Regions from separate parts of the Homo sapiens genome. Here region 2 is linked to region 1. The links are chromatin loops, found by intact Hi-C in ENCODE. Cell type or tissue: IMR-90. All regions are shown on one strand. Links, peaks and the distances in the headings refer to the core of each region. The heading gives the core; the rest is flanking DNA.

The links. Hi-C counts contacts between places; a loop is a spot of excess contacts. Peaks named below come from ENCODE experiments on the same cell type or tissue, not always from the same donor. Only the 100,000 strongest peaks of a DNase experiment are listed, where the experiment ranks them.
Region 2: it touches region 1 in a loop (16-fold over the local background); 1 of 110 quality-filtered maps calls a loop at or near these places.

What each region holds. Positions count from the first base shown.
Region 1 is chr3:23,873,568-23,877,962 of GRCh38, forward strand. The region is part of intron 3 of UBE2E1 (ubiquitin conjugating enzyme E2 E1); the gene reads left to right. Among named protein-coding and RNA genes, the nearest start is that of NKIRAS1, 41 kb to the right of the region's middle. In IMR-90, for the core only: a CTCF peak has its summit at 1,830; DNase peaks (open chromatin) are centred at 994 and 3,934; H3K27ac peaks cover 206 bases.
Region 2 is chr3:23,600,434-23,604,828 of GRCh38, forward strand. No RefSeq gene overlaps it. Among named protein-coding and RNA genes, the nearest start is that of UBE2E1, 200 kb to the right of the region's middle. In IMR-90, for the core only: no CTCF peak of the experiment used is centred there; no DNase peak of the experiment used is centred there.

The DNA of each region.
Region 1 (4,395 bases), core at 260-4,259:
ACACCCCGTCTCTACTAAAAATACAAAAATTAGGCAGGCATGGTGGCGTGTGCCTGTAATCCCAGCTACTCGGGAGGCTGAGGCAGGAGAATCACTTGAACCCGGGAGGCGGAGGTTGCAGTGAGCCAAGATGGCACCACTGCACTCCAGCCTGGGCGACAGAGCGAGACTCCGTCTCAAGAAAAAAAAATAAGAGACCGGCAGGAGAGTTTCAGGCTGATTGACCAGTGCAGGGAGGTGTTCTGATTCCTTCATAAATAGGGTAACCATATAACATGCAAGTTGGAACACTTTTGAAAGCAAAAGTGGGCAACAAAAAACTGAAAATTATTATTACCAGATAAAGGTTTTGCCAAACAATAAAATAATAGATTCATATCACACAGTGAGCAAAAAATCACTGTGCAAGACTGTTCACACAACTCTGCTTTGTAGCAAGTTATTGAAGTCTGTTTCTTGAACTCTGTACTTGTGTCACTTCCCATGCTTCCCACTGACCTAGCAGCCCCCTGACTGCCCCACCTGGAGTTTGAGATTGGCAGCAGTTGCAGTGTGGAAGCTGCATAAGGAGCTGAGTGTAATGGGAGACCTTTAGCTAAAATTAATTTCGTAATCAAAGATGTGTGCCAGAATCTTTTCTTAGAATTGAGTAAAACCTGATAAGCTCCTTTAAGAGAATCTTGGTATCCTTTTAAAACTTTCTTTGTGACACTCTTGCTTTTGGGGATCAGCACTAAATGTGTGGAGGGTAGAGGTGTTAACAATACGTTCTCCCCTCAAAAAGTCTGAACAAGATGCTCTGCTTTTCCCCCAGCTGACTCTCACTTATGCACAATATAGTTAATCATCCCAATAGAAGAGTCAGTTGTGCCCTGTGAACTGAAGAACCAGGACTAATAACCCGTTGGTATTTACTCATTCAAATAGCAGTTTTGTGTATGGTAGCATAAGCATTGCAACTGAAGAATCTGGACTCCACCATAAGGCAGATTCCAGACACCCAAGCTCTGGATTCTTTAGTGGGAATAGAGGAGTCATCACCACACACACACAGCATTGGATTCTGTCCTGACTCGTTTTTTCTAACTTCTTGGGCGAAAGGGCAGATTAGAATTGTTCCAACTCAGGCTTGTATAATTCCTGCAGAAAAGACCTATTGTTGGATCCACCTTTATCCTGACTTACCTACATGTTTAATCTTATAGAGGAAAATGGCTTTCAAGACACAAGGGATACTGATCTTACTTTAATTCTAATCACTGCCGTACCCCCAACCCCTGCTTCTTTCAGGCACTTGGCATTGAACTAGTTTTGTCATTTTACTTGCTTGCCACCTACCCCCACGACTACCCTGACAGGCCAGAAGGGAAAGTGCGGTTCCTTAGCTCACTGTACTAATAACTCCTCATTCAGCCATCCCTAGTTAAGAGTGACCCCCTAATGTCCACATTTTTTAGGTCTGCTCTTCTTTTGTCATCCCTACCAGAGTAACTTAACCCTTTACTTACAAGTTACTTGGAAGTAGTTTTCTTTTAAAAACAGTGTCATCTAATTTTTTTCAATATTGGAATGTAAATTTCCAGATGTGCTGGACTGTCCCTAGAGCAGCAGCATATACAGTAAGACCTACGATTGAATGACTAACTGGGCAAGATTGAGCTTTTGTGATGTTTTAATTATTTTACCTAATATGGAAACACTGTTGTATAATCCCAAACAGTAGTACATATTTGATCATCTAATTAAATATTGGTAACTGTTAGTGTGCCAAGTCCTGTAGTATGTGTGGGAAATTACTACCCCCTAGAGACTTAAATTCGGATGTACAAAAGATTGTATCCAAATGACTATAGCAGTCTGTGTAAATACCCAGACAAATCTATTCTCTTCCTGGTTTGGAACAAATTTTAAAAATGAACTCTATAGCTTCCATAGGCCACAAATCATCCTTGTGCGTCACAAAAAGTTATGTCAAAAATTCCTTCGGAAGTTTATCTACTTTATGCTAGAGGAAGACAGTAGGCACCATTTCCTCAGTGTTGTTGTTACAAGACTTTTGGAGGGCTTTGTTAGAAGGCCATTAAATGGCCACACTGTTGGAGATCTTAAGTGCCTGGGATAGTCTCCTTCCCATAGTTAGGAAGATATATCCCCTATTTAGCCCCACCGTGTTCCAGTATAACTTCCTTGATACAGTGGATACCACTAATGTGAATTTTTTTTGAGACGGAGTCTCGCTCTGTCGCCCAGGCTGGAGTGCAGTGGCGTGATCTCATCTCACTGCAGCCTCCGCCTCCCAGGTTCAAGCGATTCTCCTGCCTCACCCTTCTGAGTAGCTGGGATTACAGGCGCTCGCCACCACGCCCAGCTAATTTTTGTGTTTTTAGTAGAGACGGGGTTTCACTGTGTTGGCCAGGATGGTCTCTATCTCTAGACCTCGTGATCTGCCCGCTTTGGCCTCACAAAGTGCTGGGATTACAGGCGTGAGCCACTGTGCCCAGCCAAATATGTGAATTCTTGTGTGTGGGTACTAGTTTTTCTGGGGAGCCCTTTAGGTTGGCTCTAGGTCTGCAAGTTCTTTCCAAGGGATAGTTAACCTGAATGGTACATTCCTCACAGTACCAGAGCCTCTTCCTTTCCTCTTCCCCTCACCTTAGGTGAGGAAGCCTTCTAACTTAGTTATTAGGACTATGGCAGTGGTCGCCCTGCTTTTTAATAGCACTTACAAAATCGTGTCACTACCCTGTTAGTTTCTTTAGTAAAGTTTTCTCATTTTTCAAGTTCCTTCTGCCACTCGCTTCTAGGTTACAAAAGGTTACTGTTTTATGAAGGGGTGCTGAGGGTAAGAATGTACCAAGTAGATCTCATGGAGAAGGCAGCTTTCACCCAGTATCTCTGGTAGATTGCTACCTTCATAGCTTATCTTCTCTATGAATTTCTTAGCAATAGAAGAGTAAATCAGGAGTGGATTTTTAGTAGTGTGTTTGTCATAGGGAATGTAGATGTAATTGGATTTTTTTTTCATATAAGCATTTTGTAAATTCAGTTTTGGGTTTTTTGTTTTTTGTTTCTTGTTTTTGTTTTTTGTCTTAATAGAGCTAGGCATTACCAGGGTTGATGCATATTTATTACTGCAAAGAGTTGTAGACAAGGGAGGAGGGAGCTAAATAATATTAATGGTAATTTAAATCTAGAAAATCAGAACTGTGGCTCACTACTGTAATGTCAGTGCTTTCAGAGGCCAAGCAGAAGTATCGCTTGAGCCCAGGAGTTCAAGACCAGTCTGGGTAACCTAGCAAGACCCTGTCTCTAAAAAAAATTTAAAAATTAGCCAGGTGTGGTGATGCACGCCTGTAATCCTAGCAACTCAGGAGGCTGAGATGGAAGGATCACTTGAGCCAGCTGTGATTGAGCCACTGCACTCCAGCTTGAGCAACAGAGTGAGACACTGTCTCAAAGAAAGAAACAGTTGGTATTCATTGCTCTTAATAATCCTCTGTAGCTGGCTTCTCAAACTTTAATGTGCATAAGAATCATTTGTTAACATGCACATTGATAGGGTCTGAGGTGGAGTCTGATGTCTGCATTTCTAACAAACTCCCAGGGGATGGATGCCGATGTTGCTTGTCCAGAGGCGGCACTTTGAATATCAGTCTACAGAACATTCAGGGTATATGCAAATTAACTTTTAATAATAACAACAGCAACCATATATATTGATCCTTTTTTGGTGTACCAGGCACAGAAAAATAAAATAAGACTGGGCACTGGAGTCTAACAGCTGGGATTCAGATTGAAGCTCTTCCCTTTACTAGCTTAACCCTGAGCAAATTTTCTCTAAGGCAGGGTTTCTCAGCCTTGGCACTGTTGACATTGTAGGCTGAGATCATTCTTTGTGGGGGCTGTCTGGTGCATTGTAGGATGTTTAGCAACATCCCTGGCCTCTATCCACCAGATGCCATTAGCACCTCCCTCCCGTTTGTGGCATTCAGAATGACTGCAAGCATTGCCAAACGTCAGGGGGTGGGGTAGGAGGCAAAATTACTTCCAGTTGAGAACCACTGCTCTAAGACTACTGTTGAAATATGGGTGTTTGGGGGGGTTTGTGATATGAATGATGTACTTTATGTAAGTGACATAGAAGCTTATCATGAAGCTTCCACAGACAAAAGGAGAATAGGCATGCAGTAGCTAATAAGCAGTCCGTGCCACATCTGGCTTTCTGAGGATGATGATAAAGCTTATTCCAAGTGCCAGTTCTTTATTTTTACGAAACATTAGTCATTGTACTATGAGATAATATCAGGAATTACTTGAGATTTTTAAATAGGTAGAACTGAGTTTCTAATTCAGTTGATCCCAAGCCTCTGCCCTTTTTTGAAATACGCTGGCACT
Region 2 (4,395 bases), core at 263-4,262, 270 kb before region 1:
CAGGCATATGGTAGCATTTCTTATCTGTAGATTTAAAAATGTTGCCCTTCTGATTGGGAAAAAATTCTTTTAGTACTATTAATGTAGAAGGCTTGAGATTTTAGAAAGCTGTGAAAATTGTGTGCCTTTGGGCAATGGAAATAGATCTCTGTGGCAGAATATAAAAGGGTAATCTACTGGGACAAGATTCTGTGTGTGTATTGTTATTATCACCACCATCATCACAATTACTACCCCTGCTGAATATGTACCCAGTAAATATTCAGCATAAAGCATCGAACACATGGTGTGTATGCATACAAACACAGGTGTGTGTGTATGTGTGTGTATATACAAACATGTAATTTCATTTAATGCTTCCTGTAATCCCCCGAGGTGTATCTTATCCCTATCACATAAAAACCCAGAGATTTTAACAGAGCCAAGCTTGCGTAGCTGCTAAGTGGCAGAGCTGGGTCTCAAACCCAGGTCTCTGTGGCTGTGAAGCCCCATGTGCAAAAGCACAGTGCTGTGCCACCTCCCAGTCCGAGTAAACTTGATACATATAATTGTGTATTTACTAACTGATGAAGTAGGGAATTACTGAGTTTATGCAGCCAAAACCCTTGAACGTAAGGAACATTCAGCATTGTGTCAAATGGACCCCAGGCAAAGCAAAATATTGTATGCCAGCTCCGCTGGGTGTAATAGCCCGTATTTCCCTATTAAGGGAAAAACAAAGCAGGAGGAAGTTAGAGCAATCCTTACAGATCAGGGTATTTGGAAGAAGGCAACACAAATCGGTCCCAGAAAAGCGCGGAGTCACCTCTGCCCTGCAGGAGCCGGCCATGGTCAGCTCTGTGTCTTCTCTTCCTTCTGGCAGTGGGTTTGTTTCTCTGTTTTTCTTTTCTTTTCTTTTTTTTTCCCAATCCCCATGGAAAGATTTCCAGTCGTTTTATAGCTGAATTCAGTGGAAAAGTAATGTTTATTCACCTCACAGCCAATTTGGACAGAGCACATTTCTATTCCATAAAGCAAGGCATTGGTACATTCATGATTCAGAATTACAGGCACATTCCTTGCGTACAGTTGTGTTTCAGCCTGGATAAAATTAAAATGTCACTTTCCTTTTTCTTTCCTGTGGATTCGCTTGAGTTGCTCTCATTAGGCAGAACTGGCACTCTTGGGAGAAATGCCAGGCTTCAGAATGAAGGCCTGGTAAATGTAACCTCATCAAGTTGCAGTAGCCGGAAAACAAGACATGAGGTGAACATCGGCATTAAGTGCACTTCTCTCTCTCTGTCTCTCACACACACACACACACACATGCACATACACACACAATCTGCCTTCCTTTCTGCCACTTTACTGAATCCACTCACAGATCACCAGTCATCAGCACCAACAGCATCTTCTAGAAGCTGATCTTCAGGCCTCCATAGCAGCCCATGCTGTTAACCCTCCTTCCTGAACTTCTTTTCTCCCTGGGCTCTGGTTCGAATCTCACGTGCCCCAAAGGTGACCTTCCACACTTCTGAATGTTTCTGATCCCTGGTTTTCTATCCTGTGTCTTCTCTCCTTCTCTCTTCCTTGGTGATCTCAGGCACTCAATATGCATGCATTTATTGCATCCCTAGACCACGTACAGTTGCAGAAGAACCGCAAAGATAAAGATGAAGCCTATCCTGTAAGGAACCGGATCTGTCTGATACTGTGAATTGTTCCCTTAAGTGGAAGTAATTCCAGCAGATTTCCCGTCCCCAAAAGGATGCAGACAAGAGAGCATGGGCTTTGGAATCGGACGAGCGGGGATTGAGGCCAGTTCCATAACCTCTCACCCCTGGGTTCCTTTCTACAAACTGGAAATGAAAACACCCACTTTATGAGGTTATATTTTAAAGTTTCTGTCAAATAGTAGGTGCTGAATAAATGTTATTATCTACCTCTCTCCTTTCCCAAATTCTTATTCTGACAAGATTTATTGATCTCCTCGTATGGGCAGCCAGACTCTCCTTCATGAGCCAGTGGGCGTGGCTGCAGCTGCTTGCCCCATTCCTATCCAGTATTCTTCACCTGGAATACCTTAAAAAGGCTAAAATTTAATTAAAAGAGGACGAGAAAGAAAATGAGTTAAGTAGGGGGTAGGGTAGAAGCACCGGATCCGTGGAGACTGAGGGGTTGTTCCCAGAAGTGATATAATTCTGGTGAAATTTGTTTCAGATATTTCATTGGTGTCTGTGTTAAAGCTGCTACTCCACCTTCACAGCTCTAGAAGGATACGCAAAACAGATGAATTGTGGGCCTACAGAGGGGGGATTTCGGATATTGTGAGTTAGAACTGGGAAGAAAACTTTTTACCACATACCTTTTAGCATGATGTGAATTTTAACCACGTGCAACTACTATATTTTCAAAAAATAAAACTAACCAACCAGAAAACAACATAGTTCTCTTTAGCAAACAGTTTGAGGACAATTGGAAGCACCATCTTTATGCTAAACTTAGCACCTTTCTCTTTTGCTAAGAATAAACCAAAATTAGCTCAGAAAGATGCCTGATCGCCAAGAGTTTGCCGACACCCAGGTGTGTCATGAGCCTCAAGACAGAACCCGGGTGCGTTGCAAACCTCATCTTTAATCGGCTGCAGGAAGCTCTATCCAGCTGCCGCACCGCAGGGTTCGCTTCACTGATGTGAGAGTGGGAATCAGGGATCAGGTTCCAGCCTGGGCCCTGGTGCTGTCTGGCCTTCAGCTCTCTGGGCCTCACTTTTTCTTTTATGAAATGTGATTTGTAAGGTCACTCTCTGATCCTCTGATCTGTGTACTGTGTCGGTAGAGTAATTAGACCTCATCCTCCCCTCCCAAGCCCTAGTGGACCACAGCCTTTCTCTGTTTCCACCCTATGAGGGCCTGAGATTCTCATGCTGAGAGTGCCTTCTTGGCTTTTGATGTAATTTCTAGAAATGCCCCTCAGACCCCATCAAGATTAAATATAGTATGTATTTTCCAAAGGCAGTTTTCAGCTACAGGAGATAAGAAAAAGATTTGGAGTAATACATTGGCAAACAGTGATTTTATTTATTTATGTTTTGTTTTGTTTTGTTTTGTTTTTTGAAACAGGGTCTCACTCTGTTGCCCAGGCTGGAGTACAGTGGTACTCACTGTAGCCTCGACATCCCAGGCTCAGGTGATCCTCCTACCTCAGCCGACCAAGTAGCTGGGGCTATATGCATGCACCACTACCCCGGGCTAATCTTTGTATTTTTTGCAGAGACGAGGTTTTGCCATGTTGCCCAGGCTTGTCACAAACTCCAGGGCTCAAGCAATCCACCCACCTCAGCCTCTCAAAGTCCTGGGATTACCGGTGTGAGCCACCATGGCTGGCCAAAACACTTATTTTAATAGTCATGTTTTTATATTTATTACATTACATTATTTATGTTTGTAATGTATTTTATGTATTATGTTTATCATCAACTTCTTTATGCCATGTGATACTGGTTTTCTGTTCATGGTATACAGTATTATGGTATTAGGTAAAAAAAAAAAAGAGCTAATGGCAAATTAATAGTATAGGTCTCATATTATTCAAGAGAACAATTATAAAGGTGGTCTAAAAAATGACTGAGGTTTGAGAAACATTGACTGCTATGGGTCAAGTTGCATCCCCTGAAGTCCATATGTTGAGTCCTGACTCCTTGTATCTCAGTATGTGAGCTTATTTGGAAACAGGGTTGTTTGCAGATGTCATTAGTTAAGATCAGGTCACACTGGAGTAGGTACCTACTGGGCAGGGCTCCTAATCAATTATGACTGATGTCCTTGTAAAAGGGAAGATTGGACACAGATGTGCACACAGGGAGAACGCCACGTGAAGACTGGAGTTGTGCTGCCACAGCCTAGGAGCTCCCAGAGCCAGAGAGAGGCCTGCAACAGACCCATCCCTAGCACCCACCGAGTGAATGTGGCACTGTTGACACCTTGATCTCAGACTTCTAGCTTCCAGAACTGGGAGGCAATGTGTTTTAATATATTTAAGCCTCCTAGGTTGTGGCCTTTTTTATGGCAGCCCTAGAAAATGAATATGTTAATGTAGATGGTTTGCGTTGCCCTGGGAAAATGGAACAAGAGAAAGATGCACAGATGAAATAACTTGGGGAAGAAGTTTGCGAATATCTCCAAACCACCAAGCATTGTCTCAACCTTTAGCAACTAGAGAGAGTGTTTCTGTCCTTGGCTGGAGGAAGCAGGTGACTCAGTGTCTGTCAGGATGCTGCTCCACTCCGGGCTTATTTGATTGGAGGACTGTGCACCTTCAGGGCTGGACTCACTACCTCGACCTAAGGAAGCTTTCTTGGAGTCTCCTTTCCAATAAGTAGGGTGTTAGGCTTAGGCTGGAGTTCTTCAGAGTCTTTTT